Linked DNA regions of Mus musculus: regions 2, 3, 4, 5 and 6 are each linked to region 1. Evidence: chromatin loops called from intact Hi-C (ENCODE). Cell type or tissue: gastrocnemius. All regions are shown on one strand. Region 1 overlaps Gfod2 (glucose-fructose oxidoreductase domain containing 2). Region 2 overlaps Ranbp10 (RAN binding protein 10). Region 3 overlaps Dus2 (dihydrouridine synthase 2). Region 4 overlaps Pskh1 (protein serine kinase H1). Region 5 overlaps Tsnaxip1 (translin-associated factor X (Tsnax) interacting protein 1). Region 6 overlaps Ranbp10 (RAN binding protein 10).

What was found. Hi-C counts contacts between places; a loop is a spot of excess contacts. Peaks named below come from ENCODE experiments on the same cell type or tissue, not always from the same donor. Only the 100,000 strongest peaks of a DNase experiment are listed, where the experiment ranks them.
Region 2: it touches region 1 in a loop (2.1-fold over the local background); 22 of 42 quality-filtered maps call a loop at or near these places.
Region 3: it touches region 1 in a loop (4-fold over the local background); 18 of 42 quality-filtered maps call a loop at or near these places.
Region 4: it touches region 1 in a loop (9-fold over the local background); 27 of 42 quality-filtered maps call a loop at or near these places.
Region 5: it touches region 1 in a loop (5-fold over the local background); 12 of 42 quality-filtered maps call a loop at or near these places.
Region 6: a loop joins it to region 1, with 5 times the contacts of the local background. A loop is called at or near these places in 24 of 42 quality-filtered maps.

What each region holds. Positions count from the first base shown.
Region 1 is chr8:105,712,821-105,716,820 of GRCm38, reverse strand. It overlaps Gfod2 (glucose-fructose oxidoreductase domain containing 2), which reads left to right. Exons shown (of 3, transcript NM_027469.5): 3 at 1-2,777. The coding sequence ends at 69. Among named protein-coding and RNA genes, the nearest start is that of 4933405L10Rik, 6.5 kb to the right of the region's middle. In gastrocnemius, a CTCF peak has its summit at 2,464 (motif pointing left); a DNase peak (open chromatin) is centred at 2,454; H3K27ac peaks cover 1,226 bases.
Region 2 is chr8:105,768,732-105,772,731 of GRCm38, reverse strand. Ranbp10 (RAN binding protein 10) reads left to right here. Exons shown (of 14, transcript NM_145824.5): 12 at 138-283; 13 at 526-637; 14 at 1,015-4,000. The coding sequence ends at 1,145. Among named protein-coding and RNA genes, the nearest start is that of Gfod2, 12 kb to the right of the region's middle. In gastrocnemius, a CTCF peak has its summit at 1,919; DNase peaks (open chromatin) are centred at 2,001, 3,341 and 3,804; H3K27ac peaks cover 1,349 bases.
Region 3 is chr8:106,020,393-106,024,392 of GRCm38, reverse strand. The region is part of intron 2 of Dus2 (dihydrouridine synthase 2); the gene reads right to left. Among named protein-coding and RNA genes, the nearest start is that of Ddx28, 11 kb to the right of the region's middle. In gastrocnemius, no CTCF peak of the experiment used is centred here; a DNase peak (open chromatin) is centred at 1,711.
Region 4 is chr8:105,929,083-105,933,082 of GRCm38, reverse strand. Pskh1 (protein serine kinase H1) reads right to left here. Exons shown (of 3, transcript NM_173432.2): 3 at 1,281-3,432. The coding sequence ends at 3,115. It overlaps Ctrl (chymotrypsin-like), which reads left to right. Exons shown (of 7, transcript NM_023182.2): 3 at 24-103; 4 at 178-259; 5 at 396-576; 6 at 650-783; 7 at 867-1,089. The coding sequence ends at 1,028. Among named protein-coding and RNA genes, the nearest start is that of Ctrl, 2.8 kb to the left of the region's middle. In gastrocnemius, no CTCF peak of the experiment used is centred here; a DNase peak (open chromatin) is centred at 2,243; H3K27ac peaks cover 247 bases.
Region 5 is chr8:105,828,881-105,832,880 of GRCm38, reverse strand. The region is part of intron 1 of Tsnaxip1 (translin-associated factor X (Tsnax) interacting protein 1); the gene reads right to left. It also overlaps a transcript of Ranbp10 not described here. Among named protein-coding and RNA genes, the nearest start is that of Tsnaxip1, 3.1 kb to the right of the region's middle. In gastrocnemius, a CTCF peak has its summit at 2,474 (motif pointing right); no DNase peak of the experiment used is centred here.
Region 6 is chr8:105,785,975-105,789,974 of GRCm38, reverse strand. Ranbp10 (RAN binding protein 10) reads left to right here. Exons shown (of 14, transcript NM_145824.5): 4 at 3,181-3,348. Among named protein-coding and RNA genes, the nearest start is that of Gfod2, 29 kb to the right of the region's middle. In gastrocnemius, a CTCF peak has its summit at 1,522 (motif pointing right); DNase peaks (open chromatin) are centred at 301 and 1,525.

The DNA.
Region 1 (4,000 bases):
GAGATGCTGGCAGAGGAGCCAGATGCCAACCAGAATCTAAGTGAAACACTTCAGCGGAACAACCTGTGAACCTGCGCATGCGCGCTTCCTCCCAAGGGCCAGAGGCTCCAGGGAGGGCACTGGGACCTGGGATTGGCTGTAGCAGAGACACGGTGTCGTTTTTTAAATAAATCAGCTTGGGCCAGGGTTAGGAGCCAACTGAAGGTGGCCAAGGAAAACACCCATCCATCCATCATTGATTCCTCAGACTTGCCTGGGGACCCCTAGCTATGACGCACCTGCTGTCATAGCTTAGGCTAGCAGTGTGTGCAGGATAGAGCTGTAGCCTGACCCCTTGTGGTTCTGCCAGTGAGCAGGGCCAATGAAGATCAATATGGGCTCTTCAGGCTGAGTTGTGGTCTCACAGGATGAGAAAACCCAACAGGAACTAGCTTGGTTGAGTCCTTAGGGTAGATGGCAAGAAACCTTGCCTGTTGTGGACCAGGGCATCTCAGGACTGGAGAAGGCGGTGACAGGTCATCCCTTAGGGATCTTCCCCCACCCTCCCATTCGATCTGATCTTTTCAGCCCCCTTGCAAGCCCTTCCAAGAGAAAAGGAGGTTTCTGTGTTATACATAACTCTGGGGGGGGGGGGCAACTTGGCAGAGAGAAGACAAAGGGGAACTGTAGAACATCTGAGAAATGTCAGTAAATAAGTCAGAAAAGAACTGACATCATGGTGTGTGGTCGTTTGTTTGGGGTTGGATTTCTTTAATAATGGAAGGCTTGTTTATGGCTGTAGATCTGTTGTTGTTCTCCCTTCTTCACGAGCTCGAGCTCCAGAGCAGCTATGAGAATATGGCTCCCAAACGCTCTCCAAATATCTGCAGCAGAGAGGATATGAGGCTCCCTGTTAGGCTGCTGCCAAACCTGCCATTCCGAGAAGACAGGATGAGAGCCTGGGGACCCCTAGCCTGGATGTCATGAGAGGTTCTTTTTATTTTATCTGTCTGTCTGTCTCTCTGTCTGTCTGTCTGTCTGTTTGTTTGTTTGGGACAGGGTTTCTCTGTGTAGCCCTGGCTGTCCTGGAACTCACTCTGTAGACCAGGCTGGCCTCGAACTCAGAAATCCACCTGCCTCTGTCTCCCAAGTGCTGGGATTAAAGGCATGTGCCACCACACCTTGCTCTTTTTATTTTTTAAAGATTTATTATATATTTATGTGTCTGTATGTGTATCTATGTTTGTGTGAGCTCATGAGTGCAGGTGCCCACAGAGGCCAGAAGATGGCATCAGATTTCCCAGTGCAAGAAGTGGGTGCTGGGAACTGAACCTTTAACTGCTGAGCCATCTCCAGCCCCGCGGTTCTGTTATGGAAGCTGTGGTGTGGCTGGCTCCAGGAGAGCCCTCGGGAGGAGCTTAAGGAGGAAGGGGCCTGTGCCACCCTTTGGAACAGGTTTAACTGGCACTACTTGAGTCAGCCAGCAAGCCACCAGCTGTGCTTATTAACTGGGACAGGTCGGAGCTGGGTGGGGACTTGAAGGTGGAGGATTCGGCCCCTTTTGTTCCCCTTGTCATCTGCTGGATTATGATGTCTCAATGAAGCCTGTTCTTTCTTCAGATTTCCCCCTTGTCTGGGCTCCTTGCCAAAAAGGCCTAGGGAGGCCTTCCTCTTCCTCTTCCTCTTGGCCCAACTTATAGAAACCATCGGACCTATGTCCCCGTGCTGCCCTGATTTCAAACATCGTCTCTGTGAGGCAAAGTAAGGTTGGAATGTTGTTGCTGGGCTGGCTCTCCAGAGTAAACCATGTTTAAGGCCAGCCTGGTCTACGTAGCAAGAACATGTCTCAAAGGAAAACAAAATCTATGCCTATTGTCTCTGACCAGGGGAAGCAGAGGCAAAGTTACTAGGTCGGGACTTTAGCTCCTAACCTTAAGGTGCCCTTATTCCAACCCTGGGGAATCTTCTCTCAGAAACCTAGGCATTCATTGACTTTCTGCAGCAAGATTCAGCCTGGCTTGAACGACGAAGGCGCTGCACAGTGCCCACCCTCAGGAAGCTAACAAGACTGGCCATTTCTAGCCCACTCAGCTCAGCTCCAGCTGCCCTTGTATATTTAATTAATATGCCAAGATCCCGCCTAAGTTGAGGATGTCCAGGAAGACCAAAGCTGTACCTGTGAAAAGTGTTTTTTGCTGACTTGGAAATGTTGGGTAGGTTTTAGAGATGTTCGTGCTCAGAGATCGCCTCCCAGTGCTGGAAGAGGGGGTAAGTAGACATGGGGCGGGACTACTATTATGAAGACACAGGGACTTTGAGGGCACCTCTCAGAGTCTAGATCTAGACCCCTGACAACTTCCCACCTCCCTGGAACAAGAACTTGCAGTCACTAAGAATGAGGTGAGCTGAGCCTTTATGGCCCAGATGGTGAGAGTCCCTGAGCGAGTGAGCCAAACTAGTTCTAGACTTGTCCTGCAGCGCCCCCTACTGGAAGAAGGCAGCAGCTTTTAGGTAGAAGTTTCTTCTGAGTTAGCCCTTTGATAGATCCCAGCCAGATGAGAATTTCCAAAATGCCTGTTAAGTCTTCAACCTCCGGAAGGGGGTTGGGGTGGCTGAGAGATGGTTCAGTGGTTAAGAGCACCAGCTGTTCTTCCAGAGGTCCTGGGTTCAATTCCCAGCACCTACATGGCAGCTCACAACTGACTATAACTCCAGTTCTGGGGATCCTACACCATCACACAGACCTATGTGTTGGCAAAAAAACAATACACATGAAATGAAAATAAATAAAATTTTTTTTAAAAAAGGACTGGAAAGAAGGCTCAGCGGTTAAGAGCACTGACTGCTCTTCCAGAAGTCCTGAGTTCAATTCCCACCAACCACATGGTGGCTCACAACCATCTGTAATGAGATCTGATGCCCTCTTTTGGTGTGTCTGAATACAGCTATAGTGTACTTACATATAATAAATGATAATTTTAAAAAATTTCCACTTGAAAAAAGGTCTTTGACCTCCAAGTAAATCTAGGCTTTCTACTCACAAAGTCATGATACCCGCTTCCGACCTCTCACCAACAGCTCACTCCTTGTTCTTTGCTTCATAAGCAATCTCTCAACAATGTCAGACTATGAGAGAAGCAGACCCCCAAGACACCACCAATCTGCACTCGAGTGACAGAGAACTCAGCTGTCTTACCTCGGTCATCCCCGGATATCTTGTCTCAGGCACTCAATATTGGCTGGATGTACAGTGTCACCTTTGGCCATTCTCCTGATTGGTGGGGCTTTGTGATTGATAGTCTGCATGGTTACAGACTTCTAGCAAGAAACTGTTTTCTTCACGTTTTAAACACAGTGCATGTACAGAAGCAGATAGGCAGCAAGACGTGTGAGGGCAAGGCGATTATTGTGATGCTCTTTTGCAAGGCAACTAAGATGTGGCTCTCAGCATAAAGAGATAACATTTTATCCTCAGTCTAGGCTACAGTAGAGCTTGGCTCCTTCCTCCCACTTAAGTCTCTTAGGCTACAGTAGTTTATCATAGGACTCCCGCTTGTTCACACTCCTTCATGCTTGTGCAGCCTGAGTCCCTCCTAGCCGTGTTCTCTGCTTCCACTACACTAAGCAGCCCTCCTGTGGGCCTCTTCCATACCCAGACTGTTCTGTCCCTGGGTGACCTCAGGCCAGAAAGGCTCTCCAGGAACAAAGCTTCTCTAGGTATTGCTTCTCCCTAGGGTAAATGGCACTCCCAGTCTCATCCATGCCCCTCCATGAGCATCTAACCATAGCAATGCTTGTCCCATTGGCTGCATTGGAAAGATGCTAGGAAAGCAGACCACACCCATTATGCACCATGCTAAGTACAGGACTGGGCCTCAGGAATTGTTCTCTAAGCATAAATATGAACTGTCTTCGTGGTACTAGATCCCTGCCGCTCCAGCCCTGGAGAACCGAAAGAAGAAATGTTGGTACGCTTGAGTCATGCATGCTACAACAGACAAGAGTCCCTTGGTTCATAGAT
Region 2 (4,000 bases), 56 kb before region 1:
ATTCCAGGTAGATGTAGGCTTCTCCACCTGCTCTCCTAGCTTGCCTGCCTTTCAGAAGCTGTAGCTTAATGGGGTCCTTGTTGTCCTTCCCTCTTCATTTGCCCTCTAACGTGTTTTCTGCTGGCCTCTGTGTGCAGACGACGGGCATCCACGGAGGCAGCTCTGCGGGGGCAACCAGGCTGCCACAGAAAGGATCATCCTGTTTGGCCGAGAGCTGCAGGCATTGAGCGAGCAGCTGGGCCGGGAGTACGGCAAGAACTTGGCCCACACGGAGATGCTGCAGGTACAGGATAAGCAGGCTCGCACAGCGCTGTCCCCATTTGATGCCGGGCTCTGGGAACATCTAAGGGTAGTAGGAGTAGGCCAGAATGGGCTCTAGTCATGTCTGCAGTGGAATGTGGGGTGTCTCGCTGTATAGCCCAGGGATACTGAGCTCTACTGGGTCCCATGCCGTGTTCTGTCCTCTGAGGCTATAGAACTGTGTATAGTGTGCTATATTCCCCTCACGGGTGCTCTGTCCTTTAGGATGCCTTTAGCCTACTAGCATACTCAGACCCCTGGAGCTGCCCAGTAGGTCATCAGCTTGATCCCATCCAGAGAGAGCCCGTGTGTGCTGCTCTCAACAGCGCCATTTTAGGTGAGTGCATCTAATAAAGGTAAAAGCTAACCATGGGTGTGAATGTCGCCGTAGACCCTTCAGAGGCTCCTGGGCTTTTAGGACTAATCCCAACCCCAGCCTCCCTTTGCCCAGCTGAGGTCATTGGCTGCTAGTTCAATGCCACATGCCACGTACCAGGTCAGCTTCCTTGCTCTAGAGGAGGCCAAGGTCCTCAGGTTTTCCCATCATGAAAGCAGGCCCACAGCCTGGTGGCCTGGTGGCTAGGACACTCAAACATTGACACTCTTCCCAGAGTCCTGCCCATAGTTTTAACTCCACCCTCCATCGTTAGGAATTTTGACCTGTGCCCAAGTCCTTGGCTAGGTACTGACCATACCTTGTTATCTCTTCCACAGAGTCTCAGAACCTGCCAAAGCAGCCTCCTTTGATGCTCGCCCTGGGCCAGGCATCTGAATGTCTACGGCTCATGGCCCGAGCAGGCCTGGGATCTTGCTCCTTTGCCAGAGTCGATGACTACTTGCACTAGCAGACCTTCCTGGCTGGCTCTGGCTGGCCCTCCTTCAGCCCTAGGGCTGGAGCAGCCCTGTCCTCCGTAGGCATCTGGTACAGAGACCTGGAAGCCATGGGCAGAGTTCACTCTTCCTACCTGGCCGGTCCATCCTCCTTTTCTCCTTCCCTTCCTCCCTCCCTCCCTTGTCCTCTCCTCCCTGTCCCCTTCCACGTGCAGCGACCTGTGACTCAGTATTGGCTGGTTACTCATGTGGTAGCTTCTCCTTTAAAGGAGATTTTGTTTTGAGGAGAGGTTGGTTTTTTTTTGTTTTTGATCTTGTGTTTTTTTTTTTTAACTTTTTTTTCCTCCTGACTGAGCCACCAGTGTTTATCTCGGGAGAGTTTGTGCTGAGCTGGTGTCTGCTAACTTAGTAATGAAGCCTATCCAGGTTGATGATAGCTTATTATTTTCATAAGTAAAAAAACAAACAAATGAGATTATATATATATATATATATAAATATATATTAAAAAAAAAGTCACAGTATTTATCGTAGCACTAGTGGTCCAGCACCTCTTGGGTGAGGCTGTCCAGACACCATGTGTTTTTATTTGAGTCCAACTCATTAAAAAAGAATCATCTCTTGTCACTTCAATCAAGTGATTTGTTTATTTTAGGCTCCCCTTTTGTTGAGCCTCAGGTTCAGCTGCTGCCCAGGAAATATGGGTTTTGGGGAAGGCTGTTTGGTGGGCAAGGTCAGACTAAGCTGTTTTGCAGCATCCCAAGAGGTGTGGGTCTCTAGGCCCCCTATAGGTAAACAAAAGAACTGCAGGTTCAGGGATTCAGGGAAGTGAGGTGGGCCAGGGGCACACAGCAAAGCAAGGGAACACAGGGTCCGTAGCCAGCATGCTGTCTACCACTCTACCCTGCCTCTCACTGCCTGCCTTGCCCCTCTCTCCCATCTCAATGCCTGCCTTCCCTTGTTAAGATGGCCAAATAATTCATTACTCTCAGTTGATTGCCTGGAAACTACCTGCCTTCATCCCAAGAGCTGCTGTGTGCCAGGCTGCCAAGAGGAAGCCATTCCCAAGACAGAGGCCCTTAAGGACAGGGCTCTTTTCTTCCTGCCAGAGTCTTCACCATCACTGCCCAACCCTGATGGGATTGATGCTTTCTGTGGAGAAGTTGGTACCTCATGGAGACTGATTCTTGGATCACTGGTCCCAGAGTGGATGGAACCCTTGACTTCCTGATCCGGATTTCCCTACAGCTTAAGGAAGGCTGCTCCCTACAGCGTGGCCCCAGCGACTCTTAGGAAGGGGGGACTCCATGGGCCTTACATATGTCCCACCAGCTGTTTCACAGGATCCTCACAGCTGGCGGGACAACAGCAACAACAAAACCCACTATCCCAGGGCTGAGATGCTGCCAGGACATGAGTAGGCCATCTGTGGAGGGGACTGTCTACCAAGGAAGAGGAGGGTCTATACAGAGGACACCTAGGAGGGCCAGGATTTTACCTGCTTCACAGGGTGAGTGAAAAGCCTAGGCAACCTCTGCAAAGATTAGGGTCAACTGTGGCAAAGCCACAAGTGAGTTTCCAGTCTCCAAGTGCATCTGGGCAGGGGAAGCTTTTGTTCTGCTGGTGGACACAGAAATCAATGGCAGAGCTCGAGATGTTCTGTGCCCACCAGTCCTCACAAGGCCCACAGCTGGACAAAATTGAATTAGACCATCTGTCAGTGAGGAAGTAGGGCCTTGACTGAGATCCTCCAAAATTTTGCTTTAGGGTCTAATCCTACAGGCTACTATGTTTTCCTGGTTCCTGTCAGGGCCTTAGTTTACAGCTCCTCAGGAGGTCTTGTCCTATGTAAAGGAAATTTCATCCTGTCCAAGGCTGGGACACCCAAGCTCCAAGCTCAGGTTGGAAATATCAGGCTGTTAACAATGGATGGGCCTTACATTTGGAAATGAAAACCAGAGGCATTTGCAGAGCAGTGGAACTTAGAGAACCTCTCCACCAGTCCTCTCCTTTTACAGTGAAAGAAACAGGTCCAGGAAATTAAGTGATTTGACCAAAGCCACACAGCAAATAGTGGCAGAACCAGGACTAACTACTCCTGTGGGTTAGACAAGTCCTGTCGTGACCTAAAGCAAAATGGCAAATGAGCTTTGTAAGGGGTTAGGTTGGCGTGAGTTCAGCAGTGCCTGAGCAGCTGGCACCTTTCGTGGTGTGACGGGTAGGGATGGGTGCTGAGACGTGGATTGCGGAGTGGCTGAGAGGGCCTTGGACGGCTTGGGACTGCTGTGTGCTGCACGGGATTGTATGTCCACCTGGCTCACACTCAGTACCCATGGCCACCTCCCCATTTAATTCTGTGCCTTATCTCACTGTTTCAGCTGAGTCCAAGTTGTTTACTCTGTTCCTCTCCAGAGAGGCTTTCTGTCCTAGTTGGACAGCTCACTTTGGGGACATAAGCCTTTGTTCCACAAGCTGTGGGGAGGGCCAAAATCAAGCTGCTGGAGCCAGTAATTAGTCCAGTCCTGCTGCCAGAGGAGACCTGTATGCACCCCCAATTCCACTAGCCCATTTCCAGGAATCTGGAGTGAGGAGCAGTTCCTGGAAGCAACTTAGCAAAGAGCTGGACCTGACCCTGGTGTGCAAAAGGAGGACCTGGCCGGGTTGGGTTTGTCCAGTCCTGAGGTAGCAGCATTTCCTAGCTCACTTTCCCTAGGAGGCACAGATGGCAGCTCCTTGCAGAGCAAGGGCCAAGTTGGCGGATGACTCAGAGTCCCTCTCCCCCAATCCCTTCCTCTGAGGGTCTGTGGCTAGGTGCAGACTGGGTGCAGAACATCACAAACTAAAGAAGTAAGGACTGCCTGGCTACCCA
Region 3 (4,000 bases), 310 kb before region 1:
GTGTGTGTGTGTGTGTGTGTGGTGCACATGTGGATATCAAAAACTTGAGAGCCCATTCAATTCTTCTACCACGTGAGACTCAGAGATGGAACTCAGTCTGGCTTAGCAGAAAGTACCTCTACCCACTGAGTCATCACACCAGGCCAATTTTTCTTTAAAAAAGCTGGATAGGGGGCTGGAGAGATGGCTCAGTGGTTAAGAGCACTGACTGCTCTTCCAGAGATCCTGAGTTCAATTCCCAGCAACCACATGGTGGCTCACAACCACCTGTAATGGAATCTGATGCCCTCTTCTTCTGGTGTGTCTGAAGACTGTGACATTGTACTCACATAAAATAAATAAATAATTCTAAAAAAAAAAAAAAAAAAAAGCTGGAGAGGTATCCTGCCTACGTGTGTGAGGCCTTAGATTCAACACTCAGTATCAGGGGCAGGGGAAAGGCAGAAACCTCACTTCTGAGCATATATCCTAATTGAAAGTAAGATCTCAAAGAGATAGTTGCAGCATTTTCATAATCTTAAGAGACAGAAGCAGCAGGACACTGGTGGCGCACACCTTTAATCCCAGCACTTGGAAGGCAGAGGCAGGCAGATTTCTGAGTTCGAGGCCAGCCTGGTCTACAGAGTGAGTTCCAGGACAGCCAGGACTATACTAGAAACCATGGCTGGAAAAAAAAAAAAAAAAACAAGAGAGAGGGGGGAGGGGAGAGAGAGAGACAGAAGCAACCCAATGTGCACTGATGAATAGACGAATAGGCAATGGGCTACAGATACACAATGGAACATATATATCATATAATATATATATATATACACACACACACACACATATATACATATATATGTATGTGTATGTGTGTGTGTATGTGTATATATACACATACATATGCAGTATGGACCACTGAGAAACACTCTCAGACCAGCTCAACCACTTGGAAGAGGCTCAGATCCAGCAGCCAGGAAGAAGCACCCTGAAAGTAGAAACCTACAGAACTGCTTAGAAGAAACGAAGAGCAGCTGAGCTGACTGGAATGTGCTCCCTCCAGCATGATGAGCTTCCCTGCAGGCTGTGCAGTGCGCTCCAAGTCTCCAGCTTTTGTGAGTTTTCAGCCATGCTTGAGCGGGCCTTGCTTTTTTGGGTCATTTCTACTTTTATAAGTAACCCCTGACCCCTATTCCTATAAATAACCTCAATAAAGCTCTGGCTCCCCAAGCTGGACTTCTTGATCTGTTGTTGGTTCCATATCTAGACTGAGAGACATCTGCTCACATCTCCTCAGGAATAGTGTCACACAACTGATAGACGGACAGGGGAAACACCCATTATATATAAAATAAAAATGAAAAACTAATCTTATCAGATGTGGTGACATTTGCCGTTAATCCCAGCATCAGGAAACAGGCAGGCAGATCCCTGGGAATCTGGGCCAACTTGGCCAACACAGTAAGTTGCAAGCCTAACACAGCTACAATATTATAAGACCCTGCCTCAAAAAGCCAATACATACACAAAGAAAATAAGTCATGTGTCTCCTTACAGTTTGGACTATTGGAATACCTCTGTACAAGGTGGGTAAACTGACTTGATTCTGTAATCTCACAGATCAACCATGTGATTCACCTAGAAAGAACATCCAGGCAGTTTGGATTGATGCTGGCCTGTAGAGCAACTCTGACTCCACCAGGGGGCACTGTAACCACACTGTACCATGCCCAATATTCAGACTCTGGTCCCAAGCCAAGCAAGAGAGGCACCTGCTTTTCTCCCTGTGGTCCTCAGAGCTGGGGCTGGGTGTGAGACTTAGGACTGACACCTCTAGCAAAAACATCTTTGTTCCTTTACCAACTCTCTCAGCATAGAGCACATCAAACAGGGCTAAAGTATGTGGAATTTCCACTCCAAATTTGAGCAGAACCCTTATTATTATTTATAGGAACCCAGAAAGAATTAGTCACATTTACTGGTAAAACATGCTTTTCAAGTTGGAGCAATAGCTCATCCAGTAAAATGCTTGATGTGCAAGCTCGATGACCCAATTCAGTCGCCGACACCCATATTAAAACAAAACAAACAACAACAAAAAGCAAAACCCCAAAAAACAAAAAAACAAAAACTGGGTGTGGAGGCTGGGTAAATGGCCCAACTTGTAAAGTGTCTGACCGCTAAGTACAAGAATCTCAGTTCAGACGCTCAACCTGGAAGTCACTCCATAACACACACACACACACACACACACACACACACACACACACACACACTCACAGTTCTGCTCCTCTGAAGAAGCCTGACTAATACAATACCACAATACCAGCACTTGGGAGATGGAGTCAGAGGGTCGAAGACATTCTCAGCCATATAGTAAGTCTGGAGCTAGCTTAGCCTCAGCCACCCTATCTCAAGACAAGAAAGAGGAGGGAAGAAAGAATGGGAAGAGAGGAAGAAAGAGTGGGAAAGTGGGAAAGGGAGGCCATACTAAAATGACCACATAAACCCTGGGCCCCTAGTTTCTAAACGGCTTGGACCACCCCAAGGATCCCCACAGAATAAGCTGACACTGGAACCCGGCAGGCAGACTCCTCCCGCTGCACAGCTTCCATAAGCCTCATTAGTGCAGATGACTTAGGTCAAGCGCTGTACCGTGGAGGCCATCCCTCCCGCATCTCTCTCAGTGAAAACTGCCCGTGTTCTGGCTCTCTGGGTTCTCGGGAAGAACGAGGGTCTAAAGAAGATCAGCACATATACAAATGGTGGCATCACTGCAACACTGAGAAGCTGGGCCCAGAACAGGCTCAAGCCCAGGTGAGCTGATGACTCTAAGGAGCAGAAGCCCTGCCCACCGCCTGCTCTGGTACATGAAACCTGCAGGTGGGCACGGCAGGGACAAGGTGCCAGCACTCCATGGGTCAAGTCTCATTTCCACTAAAGGAACAAAACTAGGGAGATGGGACATGGAGCTGACGACCATCCATCGATGAAGACAGAACAGAAAGCACAAGTCCAAGGGAGAGGACACCACTCACTGTGAGCTTAGAAGTGACCCTGGAAGGACACAACTGGACAGGCTTGCAGTAGAACAGCAGGTAAGCTGGGGGCTGCCCTGGAATCCATCATCCTCTGAACCTGGTTGGCAAAAAGGGGCTGCCCTGGTGAAGACGTGCGACGTCTCTCTACTGTTCTGCTGGATCATGTAGGGTTGTCCATAAGCAAAGAAAGGGAAACCATTGTCTGCTGGCCATGGTAGTGCAGCCTTTAATCCCTACACTCGGGAAGGTGGAGACAGGTACATCTGGGGTCTGGGCCACCCTGGTCTACATATTTCCTAGGATTTGGTCTTTCTGTCCCCATGCCTCAGGCTCTGAGACATCCGAGGTTCTTTACTGTTCCTTTACCCATTTCCCTTCCAAACCCAAGGACTTTTCTAGAAGGTAAAGGTGGGTGGGTGCCCACCAAGAAAATCTACAGCTAACATGAGCACCCCAGGAACCTGAAGAGGCAGATTATTAATGTCAGGCGCCACAACACCTGAGCCCAGGAGACATGTTCCTCCCTACCCAGGCATATTCTAACATGGGGAAGGCTTATGGACCTGCTTACAACCAATTCCTGTCACAATTCTCTACAACAAGGATGTGAGCTTCTGTAGCCTCCATTCAGAAACATCTCTTCTGCCCTCGGCCTTAGATTTTTGGAACAGCCACATACCTGATGGCAGATACCTGTAATTGCAGACCTCGCAGCACTTGAGGGCTGGAGTCAGGAAGATCTAGATTTCAAGGCTAGCCTTAGACATGTATACAGTTTGGGGACAGTCTGAGTTACAATAACACATTGTCTTGATAAAACAGGGCTTCTCCTCTTTTCTCTCTGCACGCATGTCCCCTTCTCTCTTTCTCCCTCCCTCTCCCACCTCCTCTTTCCACATGGTGACTTCCCAAGCCTTGGTCCTTGGGCCCAGTGAACAAGGGAGAACAGCTTTCCAATAGACCTGCCTTTAATATAG
Region 4 (4,000 bases), 220 kb before region 1:
ATGTATCTAACTTTTGACCCTAGGATAACACCGGCTTCCACTTCTGCGGTGGTTCTCTCATCAGTCCGAACTGGGTGGTCACGGCTGCCCACTGCCAAGTCACGTGAGTGTATCCCCCTCCCTTGGATGCCCGCTCTGAAACCACTTAGCAGCTGCCCATTCCCATTATCCTTGCAGGCCTGGACGCCACTTTGTCGTTTTGGGAGAATATGACCGATCTTCCAATGCTGAACCTGTGCAGGTCCTCTCGATCGCAAGGGTAAGTACTAGCTGTGCATGTAGAAAGGGAAAATGGACTGCAGGGCATCCAGGCATGCCCTGACCTACCCGCCTCAGCACAGGCCTGGGCACCTGTGCCCACTCCAGCTTTACATGACTACTGACTGGCTCCACAGGCCATCACACACCCTAACTGGAACGCCAACACCATGAACAATGACCTGACTCTCCTGAAGCTTGCCTCGCCAGCCCGGTACACAGCACAAGTCTCACCAGTCTGCCTGGCTTCCACAAACGAGGCACTGCCTTCGGGGCTCACCTGTGTCACCACTGGCTGGGGCCGAATCAGTGGTGTGGGTAAGAACCTGGGTAATGAGGGGAGACCAGAAGAGCACCATGGGCCAGCCTAACCACCTCTCCTGGCCCACAGGCAATGTGACACCAGCTCGCCTGCAGCAAGTTGTTCTACCCCTGGTCACTGTGAATCAGTGTCGGCAGTACTGGGGTGCACGCATTACCGATGCCATGATATGTGCAGGTGGCTCAGGCGCCTCCTCATGTCAGGTAAGCACCCTGTCCTCCGCACTGTCCAGTGGGACACGTCCCCAAACTGCCATGCTGACTTCTCCCCTTTTCTTCCCTTTCAGGGTGACTCAGGAGGCCCTCTTGTCTGCCAGAAGGGAAACACCTGGGTGCTTATTGGGATTGTCTCCTGGGGCACTAAGAACTGCAACATACAAGCACCGGCCATGTACACTCGGGTCAGCAAGTTCAGTACCTGGATCAACCAAGTCATGGCCTACAACTAAACTGTCCACAGATCCGTTCCCCATCTCAATCTAATAAACATACTCGTCTCAGTTTCTCTTGGGTACCCTCGTCTTTCATCATGGCTTAGTGGGAAGGTGAGGCTCCTGAGGGCTCTACCCTTGACTTGGACTTTGTCTTCTGGTACAGCACCAGCTGAGGAGTCAGGATCTTCCTGCAATAATCAGCCCAGAGAGTGGCCCTTACTCTTCCTTTTTGAACAATCCACTAGTCCCATGGCACAGTCAGCGTGGTCAGAAAAAATGGCAGCCTTCCCTGAGGGAGGGCAGCCTGTTTATTGGATACAGAAGATACATTTACAGAGTACACAAATAAATAACTGCAGTCTCCATCCATGGTCCATGGCATGAAGGCCTGGTGGACCTATCAAAGGCCCGGACACTAAACTCCCTCTGTCTTATCCTCACAACCAGACCTACTTTGGGCAAGAGAAAAAATAAATCCCCATTGGTTCACACCCCCAGGGATTCCTGGGGAACTGGTAGGTGGGGGAACTCTGAGGCTTTGGCTCTCCACTGCCTCCTACCCAGGGGGAGGGGTGTGTGAAGAGAGCATATAGAAGGCACAGTTGACTTGGCACAGAGTGGTCTCTTTGGTTTAGTTTCCCAGTGGAGGTGGCATATGTAGAAAAGAGCGCCTCGCCCAAGGCTGCCTCCTGAGAGGAGCTGAGTGGAGCTAGACTCTTCCTGCTGACAGGCTCTTAATCTAGCCAAGGCCCAAGCTAGGCTCTGCCTGGCCCCTTCCTACCCACTGAGAGCAGCTACAGATGGAGGGAGGTTGCATTCCAGCCTAACAGTGGTAGAGAGCCCACGACAGCTATAGGGACTGTTGTGGCTCAGTCCCTTGGGAAAGCTGCCCCTGTAACCCTACCCTACCTCCCAGCCTGAGACTCGGTGGGGCCAGCCTGGAAAGTTAATGCTATGAAAAGAAACGGGCACAGGGCAAATAGGGCAAGGCCAGCTCTTACAGCAAGGTCAGCACCCAAGGCACCCAGGGTTCAGAGGCAGGTAACACAGTACGGCTAAGTTCCAGGGTGAGGTTTGGAGAAACTGAGCAGAAGAGGAGTTGAGCAGCCCAGGACTCTCCCCCAATTCAGCAACGCCTTTCTTTCCTAGTCCGTTTAGAGGGCTGTGGGTTTGCAAGGTTGTGCATCCGTCACCACCCCCTCCCCTGGCCACCTATACCCAGACCAGACACGAGGTGGCGCAATGGAGCTATAAAGGAGGGCCAGGCAGCTCCAGAAGGAAGCAGCAAAGGGCAGTACAGCAAAGGACAGAACAAAGGTTGATGAGGAGGTTCTGAGGAGGACCTTCCTCAGGCACATCCACCCCCAGGTAGCAGCACGGAGCTCCCTTAACCCCTCACTGTTGGGAAGGAGGCAGCTGGGGAATGAAATGGCGTCCTCCTGGTGGAGAGACAGGCGACAGTGGGCTCTGCAAAGGCACGGAGGGTGACAGACAGGATTCCTCTCATAGAGAGGCTGGAGCCTGAGGTCAAGGGCCATGCCACAGTCTCTACAGCCAGAGGTCCTGGCAAGTCTGGGGACTAGAAGGTGTCCCCGGTGGCACCATGAAGACAGACAGATCTTGGCTGGGGGAGAGAGGGTTGCTGGAGACTAACTGGAGCTAAAGGACTAAAGGACTAATGAGGCGAGTTAGCTACGGCACAAGCCAGACCTCCCACTGGAGCATAATCTTAAGGATTGGCATGGCAGAGGATGTGGGAGCTAGACAAAGCTCTGTGGAGGGAAGGGGGTTATAAAAGGAATGGGTAAAGAGTCCTGAGCCATAGGACCCTTCTACCCAACACAGTAGCCCCGCTTGGTCCAAGAAAGTGGCAAAAATTAAAGAGATCAGTGGAGACTCAGTCCTGCCACCATTCCATCCTAACAGGCCAGGCCTGTGATAGGAGGTAGGGGCTACTAAAGGTACAGAGAGGAGCTGGGTCCAGACATACCCTACATACTGCTGGGCATGAGGTCTAGCTATAGAGAAGGTATTAGGCCCAGGTGACATGGCAGAAAGTGTCCAGATGAGACACTAGTGTGTCCATGTCATAGCTGGTGGCTCAGCCGTTATACTGCTGTTGATAGCGCAGGTTAAGCTCCCGCAGTTCGCGCTCCCGAACACGGCGTGACTTGTTGGAACGAGTGGAGCGGCTGGAACGCGTGGACTGGGAAGACTTGGTGCTCTGGCAACGAGAGGAAGCCCGCTTGAGGAGATTCTGGGAGATGGATCGGTGCAGATTCTTCATGGATGAAGAGGCTGCCATGCTTACTACCCATGGGTGTCTTAGGGCCTGCAGTGCAGTCATCCGGGCTCCAGGGTCCACGGTCAGCAGGCGGTCAATGAAGTCCTTGGCCAGATTAGATACACTAGGCCAGGGCTAGAAAGCAAGGCCAAGCATTAGTGTGAGCAGACGCAGCACCGCCCTCCCATGGGGATGGTGCCACACCACAGAATCAGGATCCACCCAGCACCTGTGCACTGTCTAGACAGGCAGCACCTCTCCTCTCGTGCCTGCAGCATTCTGAACCTCCTTCCCTGAGTGCTGACTCAGGTCCCTGAGCAAGCGATGCTTGATGCCTGGTGGAGTCTGGCAGAGGAAAAGGACCTGTCATCTACCCTAGGCAGGGAACTTAAGTGTTCTACACCCAAAGGCTGGCTATAAAAGACGGCCCCTTACCAGACCCCTAATCTATCCTAGGGAGCTTTTTGTTTGTTTTTGTTGTTTTGTTTTTGAAACATGGTCTCTTTGTATAGAGCCCTGCCTAGCCTAGAACTCAACATGGAGACCAGGCTAGCCTGTAACTTACAGAGATCCATATACCTGCCCCTTTTCCCTTTTTCAGGTATACGCGTGTGTACCCGAGTACATGAATATGTACCACATAGATACAGGTGCCATCCAATGGAGGAGAGATGGAACAGGAGTTACAGGCAGCTGTGAGCTC
Region 5 (4,000 bases), 120 kb before region 1:
GCGGGTGCTAATTTTTGTTTGTTTTTGGTTTTGTTTGTTTTTGGTTTTGTTTGTTTTTTCAAGACAACCCCAGGTACCAGGCCCCCAGACTCTTTCAAGCCATTAAACAATGCCCTCTTTTCTCTGTATAGCTCTGGCTGTCCTGGAACTCACCCTGTAGACCAGGCTGGCCTTGAACTCAGAAATCCACCTGCCTCTGCCTCCCAAGTACCACTGCCTGGGCTTGTACAGGTATTAATTATGATAGCAGAAAAATAGATCCTGAAGAGATCTCAGACTTGAAAGTCAAGCTTCTTGGGAAAGGGCTTACTCAAGGTAGAAAGGCATTCAAGGAACAACAGAGAGGGCTACATACATATGGCCAGTGTGACCCAAATGGAAGAAACAAAAGAGGTAATTCAGTGACCTGTGGGGCAAGGGTATGCTGTTATTGATAGACTTGTGTACATGTGTGGTCATTGGTATTGCTTGCTAGTGACTTTAAGTATGTTGCTGTACCTCAGTTTCTTTGCTTATAAAAAAAAGTGAAAAAAAAGTGAAGCCGGGCGGTGGTGGCACACGCCTTTAATCCCAGCACTTGGGAGGCAGAGGCAGGCGGATTTCTGGATTCAAGGCCAGCATGGTCTACAAAGTGAGTGTCAGGACAGCCAGGGCTACACAGAGAAACCCTGTCTCGAAAAACCAAAATAAAAAGAGACTAAGGCTGGCAAGATGGCTCAGCAGGTAAGAGCACTGACTGCTCTTCCAAAGGTCCTGAGTTCAACAACAACATGGTGTCTCACAGCCACCTGTTATGAGATCTGATGCCCTATTCTGGTGTGTCTGAAGACAGCTACAGTGTACTTATTTAAAATAATAAAACTTTTTTTTTTTTTTTTTGGTTTTTCGAGACAGGGGTTTCTCTGTGTAGCCTTGGCTGTCCTGGAACTCACTTTGTAGACCAGGCTGGCCTCGAACTGAGAAATTCACCTGCCTCTGCCTCCCGAGTGCTGGGATTAAAGGCGTGAGCCACCATGCCCAGCTTAAATAAATCTTTCAAAGAAAAAAAAGTGAGACTAGAGCCAGGTGCTAGTGGCACACGCCTTTAATCCCAGCACTCTGGATGCAGAGGCAGGTAGATCTCTGAGTTCTAGGCCAGCTTGGTCTACAGAGAGAATTCCAGGACAACCAGAGCTACAAGGAGAAACCTTGTTTCCAAAAACCTAAAGAAAATAAAAAACAAATAAAAAGTAAGACTAGTATTACTCAAACATGTGAACCCAGTTGGGACACTCTGTTCTGCAGAATTCCTCAGGCCCCTCAAATGGGGCAGTGAGACCCCAAACCCTAGTCTTCTAGTGCCACTTAACATCGCACAAACGTGGACAAGCAACTTATAGAGAAGGACAGGTGTCACCTGACGTGTATGTGTTTGTGACTGTCATGGACTAGTAGTCCTGTAATCCTGGCTGCGTAGGAGGCTGAGGTAGGAGGATTGCAAGTTTCAGGCCACCCTGGGTACCTTGCTAACATCTTCTGTTGATAGAAGGCAGAAAGGGAGTTGGGCTAGGTGCAAACCTTAAATCCCAGCACTTGGGAGTCAGAGACAGGTATATTTTTCTTTGTGGCCAGCATGCTGCACATAGTGAGTTCCAAGCCAAATGGGTACACAGTGAACTCCTCTCTCAAATCAAACAAACTAGAGGAGCTGGGCATATACCTCAATGGCAGAGGACTTGCCTAATAGGCATGCGATTCAGGTTGGGTCTCCAATACTGATTGTTGTTGTTGTTGTTGTTGTTTTTAAAAGTCACATATTGGAGAGCAACAAGATGTAGTACTTAACCTGCTCATTGGGTTCTTAATACTCTTTTCTCAAGATCAGTCACTATTACTGTTTCAAAAAAAAATCATTCATTTATTTAACTTGATTTTGACATGGTTCTCACTAAGTATCCTAGTCTACCTTGAAAATCAGAGACCGGGTTAACCTGGTATCCATCTCCCTCCCTTTGCTTTCTGAGCACTGGAATTACCAGCAGAAACAGCTATGCCTCAATGCCTGGAAGTCAGTCTTCCGCTATCAGCCTTCAGATGAAGAAGTAGAACTCTCAGCTCGGCCTGTACCATACCTTCCATGATGCTGCCATGCTCCCACCTTGATAATGGATTGAACCTTTGAACCTGTAGGCCAGCCCCAAATATATGTTGTACTTTATAAGAGTTGCCTTAGAAAAGGCTCCTGCCAATGTGAAGATAGATGGATTGCTGTGACACACCTACCTACACACTATTTGCAGATAATCAGTGTCCTATGCTGTTTTTACAAATAAACTTGAAGCAAGAAAAAAAACTTGCCTTGGTCATGGTGTCTGTTCACAGCAGTAAAACCCTAAAACAGGTACTTATTGGTTTATTTTTAATTTCTAACTACTTTTCTTTTAACGATTTATTTATTTTATGTATGTGAGCACACAGTCACTGTCTTTTGACACACCAGAAGAGGGCATCAGATGCCCATTACCATGTGGTTGCTAGGAATTGAACTTAAGACCTTTGGAAGAACAGTCAGCGTTCTTAACCGCTGAGCCATCTCCCTAGCCCCTAACTACTTTTCTCATTTAAAATTTTATTTTTATTATTTTATTTGTATGAGTATTTCCCCAGGAGGGCAGAAGAGAACATTGCATCTCTTGGAACCGAAGTTGAGAGAGTTGTGGGTGTTGGGAATCTCACTCAGATTTTCTAGAAGAGCAGCCAGGCAGTGCTCTTAATCACTGAGCCATCTCTCTAGACTCTAATATTTTATTTATTTATTTATTTATTTATTTATTGTTTTTCGAGACAGGGTTTCTCTTTGTATCCCTGACTGGAACTCACTCTGTCTGTAGACCAGGCTGGCCTTGAACTCAGAAATCCACCTGCCTCTGCCTCCCTAGTGCTGGGATCAAAGGCATGCGCCACCACTGCCTGGCTTAATTTTTTGTTATCTGTGTGTGTACATGAGTGCAGGTGTCCACAGACACAAGAGATGTCAGATCTCCCTGTAGCTGGAATTACAGGTGGTTGTGAACCACCTGATGTGGACACTGGGAGTCAAACTCAGGTCTTCTGAAAGAGCTTACCTGCTGAGTCATCTCTGCAGCCTCCTCAAGCCCCAAGTTTTCTTTTTCCTCTCTTTCTTCCTTCTTTTCTTTCTGTGAGTATTAATGTGTGAGCCATAGGGTCCAGGGGAGATTAAAGGACAACTTGTTGGTATGACTTTTGTCCTTCTACCATGTGGGATCTGGGGATCAGATTAAGGGAACCAGGCAATCCTTAACCTGCTGACTTATCTCTCAGGCGTGTGTGTGTGTGTGTGTGTGTGTGTGTATGTGTGTGTGTTCAAGACATGTTTCTCTATGAGACCAAGCCGGCCTTGAATTCAGAGATTCTCGTGCCCCTGCCTTCCAAGTGCCATGTGCCACTACTGCCCATCTAGGCTCCCATTTTTATTTATTTATTTATTTATTTAAACATTTATTTTATGAGTACACTGTAGCTGTCTTCAGACACACCAGAAGAGGGCATCAGATCTCATGACAGATGGTTGTGAACCACCATGGGGTTGCTGGGAATTGAACTCAGGACCTCTGGAAGAGCAGTCAGTGCTCTTAACCACTGAGCCATCTCTCCAGCCCCCTTGACTCCTTTTTTTTTTTTTTTTTTTTTTTTGGTTTTTCAAGAGAGGGTTTCTCTGTATAGTCCTGGCTGTCTTGGAACTCACTCTGTAACTCTGTAGACCAGGCTGGCCTCGAACTCAGAAATCTGCCTGCCTCTGCCTCCCAAGTGCTGGGTTCAAAGGCGTGCGCCATCACCACACAACCTAGACTCCTATTTTTTAAAAAGTGATTTAACACCAAACCTCAAGGAGGAATGCAAAATATTTACATTTATATCTCAATGGTGGTGAAAACTCGGTGTTATAAATGGCTGCAGGCAATGTGTGCTCAGGAGAATTTCCTAGTATTGAATGACCTTC
Region 6 (4,000 bases), 73 kb before region 1:
CCATGGGTGGGCTCCCAGCACCATCATGCTGGAGTCCTGGCATTCCCCACAGAGTCTCTCACTCTGCATAGTATGTGGGGATGCCAAGACAATGAGCCATTTCCCTAGCCCAGCCTGTACTTAGGTGTTGGGTCTTCCTATTTTGATGGTGAGTCAGGGGAAGTGGGTGGTACTGGGGTTCCTAAACTGGACACATAGAGCCTCCTGGGCTGAATGTAGCTTGCCTTGCCTTGCCTTGCCTTGCCTTGCCTTGCCTTTGTGTTTGTGGCATCTGGTAGGTACTTGATTGTGGCAGGCACCTTGCCATTTGGCTTTTCTGATAGAGTGCCAGTGTGATCAGTTCTCTGAGAGTAGCAATACCTGATTTCTTTGGAGAAGGAGGAATGGTGACAACATCCTGTAAGAGTGTTGTCCCCATTTATACAGCCCAGCCTTCTTTCTGAATCACAGCTACCTGGATGTGATTCCCTGTAGAGTCCGACCCAGACAATAGTGCCCACCTGTCCTCTCATGACCCCTACGTCCTTTGAAGCATCTGGCTCTAGTCCTGGTTTTGTTTTGTTTTGCAGGGCTGGGCATCAAACCCAGAGGGTTTCAAGTATGCGAGGCAAGCAGTCTGCCACCGACCTTCATTCATGTCTGTGGTCTTGCAGTGGGAATGGCAAATCTCATTAGCAGATACATAACAAACTTTACCAGGCTCACCCAGAGAAAGGGGAGTGTGCATGCTGTTAGCATAAGGGCACAAGTGGGGAAGAATGCACCGTTCTTAAGGAGAGGGTGCTGGGTAGGAGGGGCTTACTCAGGCATGGGTATTGGCCCCCTACATAGGGAGAGGGAAGTCAGCACCATAGATGGCTCTCAAACGTCTGGGGACACCACATCCTCTGCCTTGTTTATTGGTGAGGAATAGAGAACCGCAGGAGGGAAGCTGTTGTTAGAGCAGAGGCATATCTACCACCTGGCTGTAGTCTCTTTTCAAAGTGAGAAGCAACTTCATTGTCAGTCTCTGTATACTAGGCAGGCACTCTTATCACCGAGCTATGTCTTCCGTCCTAATAAACATTCCTTGTGTACCTGCATGAACCACATATTCAGTAGTATGGACAGAAGGATGCTTAAATATGGTTCCTTTAGTCAGAAAACTTTGATTGCATTAAGGAAGAGAACCTCTCTTTAACCAGCTTGTTCTGCTCATCTCTGGAAAGGCAAACAGGTTCCAGGTCTCAAGTACCTATATTTTCCTCAGGACTCTTGCCTCTGCGCTCTGCTTATTAGCTTTAGGCTCCTAAACTGACTTTCTCTAAGAGGTTAGAACAGTGGCTGAAAGGAACTTTGAGAGCTGCTATTCTTATAGTTACCTGTGGAAAGTTGTTTCTCAGGTGGGCTGATTGTATTCCCTTCACCCAAATGTCTGTCCCCCTGGTCCTCTTGGCAAGTAGAACTCTGCTCAAAAGTATATTAGTGTTTGCCTGGATATATGGTGCCTATGCACCACATGCATGCAGTACCCATGGAGCCCAGAAGAGGGCAATGAATCTCCTGGAACTGAAATTACACAAATGGTTGTGAGCTGCCATGTGGGTACTAGAAATTGAACCCAGGCTCTGGAAGAGCAGCCAGTGCTCTTAACCGCTGAACTATGTCTCTGCTCTCTTCCAGGTATATCTTGCTTACTTGTTTACTTACATGTTATGTCTTCTCTGTTCCATTCCCCCCTTTGCAAGCTCCTCGGAGTAGGCTTTATTAGTTTTGCAGTGGCCAAGGGGGCAGCACCTGTCCTTTCCAGAAAGGAAGGTCTCATGCTAGCTATGAACCGTCCTGTTGTTACAGCTGCTATTCCTAAGGAAAAACACATTCTGGGTTTTTTAAATATTTTATTTATTTGTATTTTATGTATATGAATGTTTGCCTACATGTTCATGTGTGTGCAGCCCAGATAGGCCAGAAGAGGAAATCAGTGTGCTGGAATTGAGTTACGGCAATTGTGAGCTGCTTGGTGGGTGCTGGGAACCAAACTTAGGTCCTCTGCAAAGAGCACTAAGTGCTCTCAACCACGGAGTCATCTCTTCAGTGTCCTGATTTTGTTGTTGTTGTTGTTGTTGTTGTTTGAGATAGTGTTTCACTGTGTAGCCTCACCCCACTTACTGTCTGCTGGTATTAAAGGCATAGACCACCACACTTGGCAGCATTCTGTTGTCCTTGTGGTAACACAATCCTCTCTGTGTGTGTGTGTGTGTGTGTGTGTGTGTGTGTGTGTGCGCGCGCGCACACACACATTTGTTAAAGTTATTTTTAATTGTACTGCTAAAATGGATAAGGAGCTGGGAATATAGTCAGTAGTATAATATGCTTAGTACAAGTGACACTACATTGACTCTCCATCACACAAAAAGAAAAAAAGTACAAAGGATGCCAGGCAGTGGTGGCCCACACCTTTGATCCCAGCACTGGGGAGGCAGAGGCAGGTGGATTTCTGAGTTCAAGGCCAGCCTGGTCTACAAAGTGAGTTCCAGGACAGCCAGGGCTACACAGAGAAACCCTGTCTCGAAAAACCAAAACCAAACCAAACCAAAACAAAACAAAACAAAACAAAACCCCAAACAAATAAAGAGGTTGAAGCCAGCCTAGGCAGTTTAGACTTTATCTTAAAATAAAATGTAACAAGAATTAATACAGCTGAGTGGTGGAGTGCCTGCCTAGCATTCCCAAGAGCCTTGGTTTGATCTCTAGTACCATCAAAAAGAAAACAATACAGTATTCCCCAGTTAAAACACATACACGTCACTGGCGAAGCTAGAATCCTATGACTTGGGAGATGCAGGAGGATCAGAAGTTCTGGCCAGCCTTAGTACCATACTGAGTTTGAGACTGTTGTGGCCTCTAGAGATCCTGTCTGAAAAGCAAAAACATTGTAACAGCTCGTCGGTATAGATCTTCTCACTTCTAGCCTACTTCTTCCAGTGAGTCCCATCCAGCCCCACCTCAGCTCCTCAGAGGTGATGATTTGGTGTGCTCACTATCAAAATATGTGTGTAACTCAGCAAGATAGGCAGCTGAGTGGGAAGACCACACTCCTGAGTGCTGGCTAAGGGGGCGAGAATGTGGGAAGTATAACTGAGACTTCAGAGCCTTCTATCAAGTTCTTATTGTCAGCTATTGCCGCTCTCTTCCCCACAGGTTGGGACAAGCATTCCTATGGTTACCATGGCGATGATGGGCATTCCTTCTGCTCCTCTGGGACAGGCCAGCCTTATGGTCCCACATTCACCACAGGGGATGTGATCGGCTGTTGTGTCAACCTCATCAATGGCACCTGCTTCTACACCAAGAATGGCCACAGCCTTGGTAGGTGCATAAGAGACCTTGAGAGGGCAGGCAGGCCTTCAAGAAGTCAAAGTCGTATCATGGAGCCTCTGCACAGCTCTCTCTGGGGAACTACAGGCATTTCTAGCTATTCGGACCCTTTCAGGTGAATGGAAGGCACAGGGAATGCCTGTTATTAACCTGTCCCTTCAGCAGCATTTATTGTATAAGCCCAGGGTGGTTACTGGGGGTGCAGGAATATTCTGGTCATGATCTTGTCTTGTCTGTTGCACTTGATGGAGAAGTTTGGGGGCTCTGACTGTAGTAATCAGTGATTAGGGTTTGAACACTTATAACCTGACCCAGACTATGGCCAGTTCTTCTGAGAGGTGGGATACTGAAGGTAACAGGGAGGGCTGTCAGACAGAAAGTAAACAGGAAGGAGTCAGATAGGGACAGATCTCTGGCCTGTTCATGGTTAACATGCAGCAATGTTGACAGAGTTACAAATAAAACTCCAGAGAGAAATGGAAGGATGCAGTGGAGAAAGGCAGGTATCCCGAGGGTAACTCTGAAGTGGTGGGCATGAGGAATGGGAACAGAGGTCCAGCAGGCTAGAGGGATGGGCACACTAGTGAGAAGAGAAGCTGGGCTGGTGCAGGTTAGACAGTGAAGGAGGACAGCCGGGAGGGCT